3 separate regions of the Mus musculus genome follow, and regions 1 and 3 are each linked to region 2. A link is a loop called in an ENCODE intact Hi-C map of the cell type or tissue named here. Cell type or tissue: left cerebral cortex. All regions are shown on one strand. Region 1 holds the start of Gm38795 (a long non-coding RNA gene). Region 2 has its middle 12 kb from the start of Olfr459. Region 3 overlaps Trpv6 (transient receptor potential cation channel, subfamily V, member 6).

The links. Peaks named below come from ENCODE experiments on the same cell type or tissue, not always from the same donor. Only the 100,000 strongest peaks of a DNase experiment are listed, where the experiment ranks them.
Region 1: a loop joins it to region 2, with 3 times the contacts of the local background. A loop is called at or near these places in 5 of 42 quality-filtered maps.
Region 3: a loop joins it to region 2, with 5 times the contacts of the local background. A loop is called at or near these places in 6 of 42 quality-filtered maps.

Annotation. Positions count from the first base shown.
Region 1 is chr6:41,621,220-41,625,219 of GRCm38, forward strand. Trpv6 (transient receptor potential cation channel, subfamily V, member 6) reads right to left here. Exons shown (of 15, transcript NM_022413.4): 8 at 3,916-4,000; 9 at 3,536-3,622; 10 at 3,363-3,439; 11 at 2,976-3,141; 12 at 2,574-2,640; 13 at 1,597-1,865; 14 at 459-565; 15 at 1-140. Gm38795 (a long non-coding RNA gene) reads left to right here and starts at 555. Exons shown (of 2, transcript XR_869004.2): 1 at 555-862; 2 at 2,554-4,000. In left cerebral cortex, a CTCF peak has its summit at 1,583 (motif pointing right); DNase peaks (open chromatin) are centred at 506, 938, 1,614, 2,620 and 2 more places; H3K27ac peaks cover 236 bases.
Region 2 is chr6:41,758,493-41,762,492 of GRCm38, forward strand. No RefSeq gene overlaps it. Among named protein-coding and RNA genes, the nearest start is that of Olfr459, 12 kb to the right of the region's middle. In left cerebral cortex, CTCF peaks have their summits at 1,534 and 3,398 (motif pointing right); DNase peaks (open chromatin) are centred at 128, 1,357 and 3,410; H3K27ac peaks cover 55 bases.
Region 3 is chr6:41,628,638-41,632,637 of GRCm38, forward strand. All of the region lies in intron 1 of Trpv6 (transient receptor potential cation channel, subfamily V, member 6), which reads right to left. Among named protein-coding and RNA genes, the nearest start is that of Trpv6, 5.8 kb to the right of the region's middle. In left cerebral cortex, a CTCF peak has its summit at 2,340; DNase peaks (open chromatin) are centred at 1,461, 1,556, 1,771, 2,376 and 1 more place; H3K27ac peaks cover 1,059 bases.

The DNA.
Region 1 (4,000 bases), 140 kb before region 2:
AGGCACCAAAGGGACGTGCTGTCTCCAGTTTTTCTCCTGAATCTTTTTCCAAGTCCTCAGAGTAGAGGCCATCTTGTTGCTGGAAGGCCTGTGCATAGCGGCGGATGCGTTGTCTGTTGAGATCTTGCCTGTCTTCCACCCTAGGGAGAGCGGAAGAAGGGATTACTGAAAAGAAGATCCAAGTTCAACACTTGTCATCCAGCCCTACCAGTGTTGAAGGTTCTATGCAGCCAGTGTGGGAACACAGAGCACCAACCCTTCAGCAGCCAAGCCTCAGAGAGCTGCAGGCTCATCTCTGATGATGCTTAGGGGCCCAAGCTCAAAACTGAGTCTTGTCCTCAGTAGCCACACTTAAGACAAGGAACACGAGGTCTAGAAAGCATACAGGCCTCCACAGAGCTTCTAGGAACAAGAGAAATCATCTAAAGTGACTGCTTAAGGAATACCACTTCACTTACCTCAAGAACCAGCGGTCGCCAAGACCATACTCTCGCCCACATATCCCAGAGCGAGGCCACAGGCAACGAGGTAGCTTCCGCTCTAACATCACAGTGGTGGCCACAACCTTTATTTGGGTAGAGAAAGGGAAGTGAGAGAGGAGGTCAGGTGCTTACTGAGAGGACCAGAGTCCAGGCAGAGAGAAGACAATTTAGTAATGGAGAAACTCAGGGACTTGTGGCTTTCTAGAAATGGAAACAAGCCCCCAAACCAAGATGGCAGTATGAACTTAATAGAGCCTCTTCCGTGGAAGAGAATGGATGAGACTTGAACCCCACAATTCTTTATCTTGTAACTTGAAAGCCATGGTAAAGCCAGGTGGCATATAAGAGGCTCTCAGGAGAGACCTTGATCCCAGGTACAGGTAAGAACATGGAAAGCATAAAGGAGTTTCGCAGGTTTCAGAATGTTTTGACCCCACATGCATAAAGTGATTTCAAAATATAAACATCCTACTTGGAAATCTAATATCCACAGATTTTTCAAAAGGTTTTCTTCCAGCAAACCCTTCTTCTTAGCCAGCTTAGGATTTTACTCCATTTCCACACATCACAGTTAAATGCTTTCCAGGGTTTTATAGCTCCATTTTTATTTTGCTTAAATTATTTTTGGTGAGATAAATTCTTTTCCAGGAATATTTTTAAATGGGAACCAGATTCATCTCATTGTCTTTTATGTATGCCCATCATAATGATCTGACTTAAGATAGCTTCTGCTGCTAAAGAGAGGGTTTTTTTTTTTTAATGTCATTTATAACACATTCAGTTTTTCTGGGTCAAATTTTGCAGGCTTCAGTGTGTTGAAGAAGACTAGATCATTCTGTTCTTACTTGGGAGCGAAACTGACCAAATATAGTTTTAGCCATTTGTTCACTACTTTTCTAGAAAAGACCAAGGGTTTAATTAAGAAAACTATACAGAATCCTTCCCAACGTTTCCAGAAGTGCTCTTCGTTACTACTTAAATCCCCCTGGGCATGTTTCATTATTTTACAATTTGTGCAGAACCCTATCCAAACACACATGGAGTACAAATGACTTCTTTTATCTGAGCATGGCCAGATAGATGCAGTAACCCTCCTAGCCGCCAGAGGGCTCACCTGTGCTCTCCAGAGCTCATCTCGCTCATGGGCAACTCTCCAGTGAGTGTCACCCATCATGGCAATGAGGAGGTTAAGCATGAGCAGTGTGGCGATGATGGCAAAGGCAGCGTAGGTAACGCTGTACATGAAGGGCAGATCCACGTCATAGTTGGCAGGGCCATCGATGATGGTGAGGAAGAGTTCAAAGGTGCTGAACAGTGCCATGGGGTAGTCATAGAAATGACCCAGCTCATCGGGATCCTCTGTCTGGAAAATGATATAGAAGGCTGCTCCACCCAAGGGGTGAGAGTTGCCATGGCAACTGTGTCATGAATAGCCCACCACTTGTCCATTCTATTCCCTTCATCTCATATGGTGGTCTCAACTCTAAACAATACATTTTAAATTATTTCTTTAATTTTCTGAGATGACAAAATTATTACCTCCCTTCATTTTTCTCCTTCCAAACCATCCCATAAATCCATATATATTTCATAAATCAATAAATATGGCCAGCTCAGTCTTACAATGTTAATTGTGGGTAGGTTACCCTTTTGTATAGTTCTAACAAATTGGTATATTCTTTCCTGGGGAGGAATATTTCTTCTCTCAGTATTCCTTACCTGTCTGTGGGTTTGTGTTTTGTTTTGTTTTGTTTTGTTTTGTTTTGTTTTGTTTTGTTTTGTTTTGTTTTATGTGTGTGTAGGGCTGAGCTTTCCCCTGTCCACATTAGCATGTTTTTTGCAGTTGTCCTTGATCAGCTCAAAACTGATAAATTTTAAGTTATTATGCTCCACTATTTTCTACAAGACTCATGTTCCTAATCTGACCCTGACACTACAGTCAGTCCTTTACTTCTGAGCAGTATTCCATCTTTAGACATTTCCTGGCCTCTTATCATGTCTGGCCTCCCTCCAAGTTCAGTGTGAAGATTTCTGTATCCTCTAAGCTCCTTGCAGCCCTTCCCTCCCACAGATTCCATCCTGGTGACTTACCTGAAGCAAATCCCAGAATTACCACAGCCATCAGCCAGCAGAATCGCATCAAGTCACCAAAAATCATCTACAAAGAGGAGGAGGCAGAGAACACTACCTTCAGAGCAGTTACCCACCTGACACCAGCAAGTCTAACCCCAAACATCAACCCATACCAGGATGGGCTGGCAAACTACAGCCTGCCAGCTAAGTCTGCCTGCCCTGTCTTGGTGAGGTTCTTAAACTAAGGAGTTTTAAAAGCTTGTAAGAGGATTTTAAATGTTTTCAAAGAAAGACAGTGAGAAAAGTATATAAAAAGAATGATGTCAGGGTCACAGCACCTGCAATATGTACCTCCTGGCCCTCTGGGAAAGTGTTAACCTTGGTCTGAGACTCTATTAGAAGCGTGGGGGAGGAACTGACCTTCTGAATCATGATGGTGAAGGGACCCAGCATCTGGAATCCTCTGGCAAAGTACATGACATTGCACCAGCCCAACACCAGAGCAAAGGACATGGGCACCACTTCTCCATCTACATTGGTGAGTCGCATCACCATGGTCACCAGCACCATGAAGGCATAAGTGATACTGGGGGGGCAAGAAAAGTGGGTCTAATGAGAAAGAAGCCAGGCTCATCCTGGGGACCTAGCAACAAGAGTGCAGCTGAAATATACCTCATACTATATCAGACTCAGCCTTGACAACATTCAGTACTCTGAGGTTACACATTACAGAGAGAACTCGGAGATAAGGGAAGGTGGGAGATGCTCTAATGAGATGAAGGATGGAAATGAAATGGAGACACTCACATGATGACATGGAATGGCCCCCCGAGAATGGTCTGTCCAAAGAATCGAGTGACCCCCAACCTGAAGATGTCTGGAATCTGGAAAGAAGTCAGAGACAAAGGCATTTGTAGCCCAGAATGCAGACTGGACCCCTGGGTCAGATGGCCTCCAGTAGGATTCTATCCACACCTCACCTCCACCAGCAGGATGATCACAGCCCCAACGATGCTCACGAGTTCCCCCACCAACCGGAGGTCATCCTTAGGGGTCACATAGGCCTCCTAAGGAGGAAAAATGTTGGTAAATCACCTGTCTTTGACATAATCTAGTTTCCAAAGTCCCTGGCTCTTTCAGGTTTTTGTTTGTTTGTTTGTTTTCTAGCCCATCAGATTCAGCTAGTCTCAAAACTCTGCTCCTAGAGTAAGAATGTATGCATGTCTCTGTGTGTATTTGTGGACTCTGTGCCCTCTTAGGAGATCTAGGTGAGAGGGGAAAAGCTGGTGTGGAGTCAAAGTGGGACAGCGCTATGGAAAACAGATTCCTAGTGTACTATCTGTCCCTCCCCAGGTGTCACCTGAAGGAGCTTCTGTTGCATCAGAGTGTTGTCCCGGGGGTTGGTGCGGTTAGTGATCCTGGGCTTGAGCGGGCGGTAGACACAG
Region 2 (4,000 bases):
TCCAGGAAATAATGAACACCTATCCTCAGACTAAAAAAGGAGAAGGCTCTTGTCTTCTCCCAGGGAGGATGATGGAGAGTTTTGTGCTGATACAGAAATAGGGATTATGCAAATACTATGGTGACTCATCTTGAAGAGTCTTCATCCAAGTGGGTCACCCTACTACTCACTTGAACTAGGATGATCAGTCAGCAAAATCCTTGCCTGAAGCATGAAGCCCAGACTATGATTCTCAAAACCCAAATAAAAAGTTGGATGTGGTAGCATAAGCTTTAATCCCAGCACTAGCAAGGCAGATGATTTCTTGTCCCCTGCCACATACATATCAGCACCCATGCCCGCACCCATGCCCCCCCGCCTTCAAGCATACTACCCGACTGAGATAAGGAGCCTTCAGTGTTGCAAAGCTTTCATTTGAACAGCTAGTGAAGGAGTTGAAGGTAATTGCAAGCAGTGCAAAATGCAGATGCACTTGTATGAACTTGTGCTGTGAGAAGGTCATTTGAATGTCTGTCTCCCAAAGGCATCATCAGCTAAGGAAAAGACAATGAATTCCAGGTAAGTAAAAAGTCATCATCTCTTTTTCTCTGACATGATGTCATAGGATTCAGGATACAAATGGAGGACCACAATATAATGATGAGGGATAATAGAACATGCTACTCTTGTTCCCCTTCAGTGTCTACATTAATGGGCACTAGTGGTCAAGGAAGAACATATTCATTGAATTAGGTGCAATACAGACAGAACGGGCCTTAAATGCCACACAAGGGAAGACAAGGCACATTTGATGAAGCATGTTGAAGGCAGTGGTTGAAGGAAAAATACCTTTTCTATTTGTAATTCTATTATGTAGGTATGTCTCTGTATCACATGTGTGCCTGGTGCCTATAGAGGCCAGAAAAGGGTATCGGATTCCATGAAGCTGGTATTTCATACAGTTGAAAACCATAAAGTGGGTGCTGGAAATGAAACCCGGGTCCTCTGCAAAAAGAACAAGTGCTTGTAACTGCTGAGTCTATTATGGCAATCTTTAGAGACAAGTATCTTCCAGTGCTTTGGGTTTATCCAATTTGGTGATCATCAAAATTGTGTAGCCCCGCAGATAACTTGGTGGTTGTGTGGCAATTTAGGAGTTCTATTGACTTATTCAGAATGAAACTAAACTAACCCTCTGGTAGACAAAAGGAAAAACAGAGTAACATAAATTTTACAGCTTAGATGGTTTTAAGAGTAGAGAAGAAATAAATTGCATCTCATCTAGCTTGAATTGGAGCTGCCCAATTTAAGAACAAGTACTAATTAGCTAACAGGAAAGCTCAGCTGTGACTTGGCTAAAAATGGGACCTCTTGCAAAATGCACTTAAAATTGAGCTCTACGGAGCTGATTCACATTCAGTCCATGTGAAAACTGGACTCGTACTCACAAAACAACATGTGGAAAAGAGTTTGGCATATTTTTAAAACTGAAGTGTACTTTTTGAAGATATGGCCATCTAGCTTGTGTATGGTATCACTGCAAGTGATCTCTGGACTGGAGAATTGAGATGACGCCCTTTAGGTCATGTGTCCCTAGCTGAATTTACTTGATTGGCTACAAGTCAATCTAATAACCAAGAGAGGATCTGGGAATAAGAAGGGCATCTTTAATAAAAGAAAGAGAAGGGAGATAGGCTTCGAATGCTTTTGAAGCTTTGCAATGATGTTTGGAGAATATAATGAGCTTGGGAGAAAATTGAAGCAGTCATTTTTAAAGCCTTACATTAGTGGCAACTCCAAACCTTTCAAGTAACTGAATCATAAATTAACATGGTCTATTTTAAAAACCATTCTGATTGAATTTAAAACTTTGTCTAGGTATGCATGGTAGTTTTGATTTCGATGCTTAATTTAATTCATCCACACTGTAACTTTATCATAAATAAAAATTATAATTCTTTAAATATTGGAGATGGAATCATTTTTGTTTTTGCATTTGTTTGGTAGCCAGCTCTGAGTGCCTCAAAGTCATCATCCTCCTGCCTCAGCCTCCCAAGAGTTGGCATTGCAGGTGTGAGACATTGTGCTGACATCTCTTTATCATAGTCTTGCTGAGATACTATAGAAAAGTGTGCAACTCATGAACGACCGATCAAGCCTCAAGGAAAGGGGGCTCCATTAGTGTTAGGAGACAGGAGAGTAACTGCTTTCCATCCACTTTTGCACTGTTTGGAAACCATTTAAAGTTATTAATAATTCATCAAAACACATGGAATAATCCTTGAAACAAATAATTACATGTGAATCAAAGAAAAGCAATCTCATGTGAACAGAGTGCTATCAGGAGTTGTCCGACCAAGTTTGAACCCCATCTTGGCCCTCTACTTCATAAATGGGCTTGAATGTAGGATTTTATTTGAGTCTATCTTATTTTCTTTATTCATAACATGTGACAGACCATAACTGAATTCTGGCAGACTGGTTCCAAGTCTCCCGTAGATGCAAAACCATGAATACTCAAATCTCTGATATAAAATGATGTAGTATTTGCATATGACATACACATGTCTTCCTATGTCCATTTTTATTTCCCTGTTACTTTAAGTCATCTCTAGTTAATATGTATTATGAGGGGGATGCTCCCCACTTTCTGTTATACTATAGCTCTTCAGGAACAGTGATGAGAGGAAGTCATCATGTACTCAGAACAGATACAACTGTCGGGAGGGGAGCTCTGCATCAGAGCGTGGTTGAATTTGCATTTGCAGAATCCATGACTTTGGACCACTGCTGGTGGTTAACTTAGATGGCTGTGGTGGAGATCAGAAGACACATCTGTATGGTTTTTGCCGCACAGAGAAAGGTTATGCTACCACACGAACCAATGAGACACCTTCTGCTACTTATTTTTCTCCAGACAGTAGCTCAGTACAGTCTTCATTTTAAAACTATTCATAGTTTCTGGCTCATACAAATAACTGTTATCATTCTCAAAAAGTGACATATGTGGCTACAAAGATGGCTGAAGGTGCTCACCAAGACTGAAGACCTAAGTTTGACCTGGAACTCACATGGTAGGAGAAAAACAACTGCTGAAAATTGTTCTGATCTCTATTTGTGTGCCATGGCATGCTTACACACTTACACCAATTAATTGATTAATTATATGTAAACAGGAGAAAAAAATCATGGACTTCTCTGAAGCAAGTTTTTGAAATTCAAATTGCTTCAGAAATTTATCCTTCTTAATTTTCAAAATTTGTGTCCCCAATGTGCTCACTTCTCTTTTTTTCTTTTGCTCCCCTAGCATTGGAAATGCACATTTACTCTAATCCCTGCCCCATTCTTCCTAACAGCTTCCAGACAGTTCAGCCTAGGGGAGGTCAGATATCCTGTGTGCATTACTAATAGTGACCACTAGGTGGAAGTGGTGACACACCTTTGGGAAGACAGGGATCTGAGCGATGGCAAAGTGCCCATGTAGATTCTGGCTTTTTAGAAGATGGGCCCTAACAATAATTATTTATTACAGTTAACTAATTTATAAACATGAGGAAATTATATTAGTGTCAGCAATTCCCTCCAGCCAAAGTGTTTTCATATCACCTCTGGCCACTGTAATTGGCATCATCCAAAGAAACAGCAGGTTTGCTCTGGGCATATCCTAATTTAGCAGTCTAGTCTCAGGTCTCTTGTCTCTCCATCACTGTGTACTGTGTCCATCTGTGCACCACATATTAACATGGACATAACATTCACAGTGCTTGTGTACACTGTGAGAGCCTTTGGAAATTGGAGGATAATCTGGACTAGTATGAGGTAGAGAGCATGGCTGGCTGCAAATAACAGAAGGGGGTGTCAACCAAAATCCTTTAGTGAAGGTTTCCTTGTCTCAATGGTCAGAAATCCTGAGCCACCCTCTTTCACACAGTTACAGGTTATAATCTGTATCCATTTAAATATTTGATAATGCAAAATTGCAAAAGCAATAACATGTCCAAAGAGAAGGTGTTTTGTCAGA
Region 3 (4,000 bases), 130 kb before region 2:
TGTCTACATTTTGTCTTTTGTAAGTCAGGAATCCTATGGGTGATCAGCCATCTTATGCAAATTAATATGAGATTTCAACTCTCAGATTACCCTTTGGTCTGAGTATGTTCAGGTCTGCAGTTTAGGAAAAGTCCCAATGGATTCTTGTGAGAATGAAAGTTCCAGAAGTCTTTCTCAAGTCAAGAGTTATTGAATGTGGTTCATGCGTGTGAAATTATTGAAGTCATAAATCCAAGGAATGCCTTGGAATAGCAGCCTCTAAAGAGCACACCTTAAGGACATTTAGGAAGTCAAGCCGTCTGTCATTCTCAGACACTGTCTCTAGGCTGCTCCTGTCTTAGGTGCTACTTTATTTCTACCATTAGTACCCGTGAAGATATAAATGGAAGATGAAGGGGAAGGAAAGAGTCTACTTTAGAGAATCCATTTCTTGAATTTCATGTGGATGTGACTGCTGTCGTTTTCCCCTTCCATTCCTTCTCGAGTGCATCCAACTTGGAATTCAGATCCTCTCTCAACTCCCATCTCCCACCATTTCCTTACTTATTATTTTACTTTTATGTGTTATAGGCAGAAGTATGTCCTTTGGCTCTGCAAATCACCTCTGTACTCTTATCCCAACTAAAACACATGGCTCCAATTTTACTGGATTTTTCTTTCAGCTTGGAGTAATTTGGTCTTTCCACGGGAGTAAAAGCAATTATTATATTTATGCATAGATAGCCTATTACATGGCATACAAAAGCCATCTGTACAAGCTCCCATCCTAAAGTGTTGGCAGTGGTAAGAAGCTTACTGCAAAGCTGGGGATGCAAAAGTGATAAAGAGTAGAAAGTGACTTCTATCTCCTCCAACCATAACACCCAGCTCCATCATAAGCCAACAGGTAGCAACCGGTTCAATCAGTCATTTAAGATTCTGACTCCATTTAGTTCTTCCTCTTTTGTTGCTACTAAAGCTCATTAATTCACGTCTTTATTCTCTGGCCCAGGATTAAGAAGACATTCAGTTGGTTTTCCTGTGCCCTATTTACCTCTAGTCTTTTTCTTTTTCTTTTTTTTAATGCTGTCAAGATAGTCTTTCTAAATGGTGAGGCAGTCACAGCTTACAAAAAGCCGACCGGTCTTTCAGTGCCCAAGGATAAGGAACACAGAGGCCCTTCATGGTCTTTGTGCAACTATTTTTCCATTCTGTGATCCTCCCCCTCACTCCTTACACCTGGCATTTAAGTCTCACCACAGGCCTCAGCCCCACAGAGCACACCGTTCTCGCTGGGCCTGTGCCCACAAGACTGCTTCTTCCTGAATCCACTCCCCTAACCCAGTGATTGTCCATTGTGAATTCTGCACTTCTGTGCCTAGCAAAATCACCTAGTGTGCTGTGGGTGCTTACTATGACTGTTGTCGAATGGATGAATCAGCGCTGGTGCCAAGGTGGCTTCACACCCCCTCCTTGTTGACTTTATCTACCACCCCCTAAGTCAACCTTAAATAAACATAGAATCGAAATGGGAAACGGGGTTTGACTTGAAGATACTGCTGCAAGTTTTCTATACTCTTCACCACAATGATGACTCCAACCATTTTCCCAAAGCTCTCTTACGCACATGTTTTAGAGTCAGCACTAGAATGTAGGGGAAACAATGCTTCCTACAAAACATACACAGCACCACCACCACCACCACCTTCTAATATTTTTACTCTTTCCATTGGTCTCATATTTATTATAACATATACTTAGTGTTGTAAATAAAATATGTTTCTTCCTCTACACTTGGAAATCACAGAGTTTCGTTTTATTCATGACACATCTCAGAAACTGGCAACTGTCCCCCATGAGCCTCTAATGCATATGTAATCTGTTCTCTTTTGTCTGTTGCTATTCTAGTAGGCCCAGGAAAGACCAAAGGCTGCTACATATACTGGGAAAAGTTATATGGTGTTCAATTAATATCGAACCTTAGTTATACAACTATTTCAGTACTACTTCATGTGTGTTCTTTGAAAACATAATGCATTTATACAATGTATTTTGATTATTCCCATTCACAACTACGTCCCTCTAGCTCTATAAATATATCCTATGAAATATTTTAAGACATCCCTATAGTAACAACTTATCCATTATTTATCAGAAAGTCAAATCAAAAGAAGTGCCCCGTGTCTTATCTGTCAACTTAGTCAAACCACACCCCTAGTAAAGAAACAACTAGTAATCCAACTCAAACAATGTTTATCAGAAATGACCTTCTCTGGTTGCAAACTCCAGAATTCAGTAAAATGAAGGAGAAATGGTCAGGCAGCATGTCCCAGATTACTTTATTACTTGTAGTAACTATATAGGGCCACAAGGTGATAGCAGAGAAAGCCCTAACTTCCTAACATAGTTTTGCTTCACAATTCCTGGGCTCCAAAAGAAGTAGGAGGTATACCAAAGAATCCTGTAGATTCTCTAACAGCAGTCAATTGTAGAAGCTTAGAGGACAACTAAGGGATAGGGGATAAAGGGGAGAAGCAACGCTGAACATATCACACAGGACCATCTACAAAGAAATATCCTGCTCAAGGTGAAACCATGCCAGGATAGAAAAACCCTGATTTACAGGGGGTAATGATTCATAGCTTATTAAGAGAAAAAATTCTTCACATGAAGAACAATTAAATGTCCATGGATAATATTTCCTAGTAACATACAAAATATTTTTAAATAATTAAAGCAAGAAAGAAACAAAAATGTGAAATTACATAAGCTGTAGTGAGAGAGTAACAAAAGGAAATGGAAAGTATTAAAAACATGAAGGATATTTTAAGGTTCCTCAATATTTTGTTTTACTTGGGAATTAAGTATAAAATTGAACAGTCCAGTTCCATGATGGCTTGGGAAAAACTCAGTTAATGGTGTTCTTGACACAAAAACCTAGCACGTTGTTGTTGTTGTTGGCATAAGATAGTGTTCACTTGTTCAATCCCAACACTGTGTCTCCAAAGTAAGTCAATGGCTTCCCTTCTCTACGACTTCTGCTTCCCAAGCCCTCTGTTTCTGGTTCTTATGCACGTATAAGTCTATGTGTGCCATGTACATGAGTCATGTTCCATCGTTTATTCTGGGAAACAAGGAAGGATCCACTGAGTTTTAAGAAATATTCAAATCAGAAAAGCAGCAATTTGCAGAAATGCAATCTAATCTGTTCATGTAACAGATGGAGCCTCAGGGTGAGTACTCTGAAGTGCTTCATCCAAGCAGGTCAGAGTCTGAGCTGAGTGCCTTGTTAGCTATTTCTCTGTCCTTCTTTGTGTTAATTAGAGCTGGAAGTAGGGGGTCTCTGAGGATATACTTAAGTTTTCCTACAAATACCATTACAGATGACTGTAGGCACCAGTATATCTTGTATATATATATATATATATATATATATATATATATATATATATATATATATATATACACTGTCAGTTGGTGTCTTCAGACACACCAGGGGATTCTATTACGGAAGGTTGTGAGCCACCATGTTGTTGCTGGGAATTGAACTCTGGGTGCTGGAATTGAACTCAGCACCTCTGTAAGAGCAGTCAATGCTCTTAACCGCTGAGCCATCCAGCCCCGGTACATACATTTTCATTCTGACTGGATTCATTTCTGTTAACAAGGAGGTCGTTCATAGCCTCGCTGATTTTTGTCATCTTCAGTAGTTGCCTTTTTAATAATATATTTTCTTTGTTGTGATTTCATTTGTTCAATGTGCCTTTCAGTTTCCAAAGCAACATCACTTAATCCCATATTTACTTTCCATAGCCATACAACACCAGCTGAGTAATTTTCCCATTGTTTTTAATGAAAAGGAAACTGAGGCAGCAAGGTTAAACAGTTGCCAGAAGATCACAGAGGGTTAAAAGGCAGACTTGATTAACAAGAACATAGCCCAAGGCACTTTCCACTAAATTATGTGGTTCTTCTAGTTTTTATGGCTCTTTCTGAGTTTTCTTGGGAGGTGGGGGTCAAG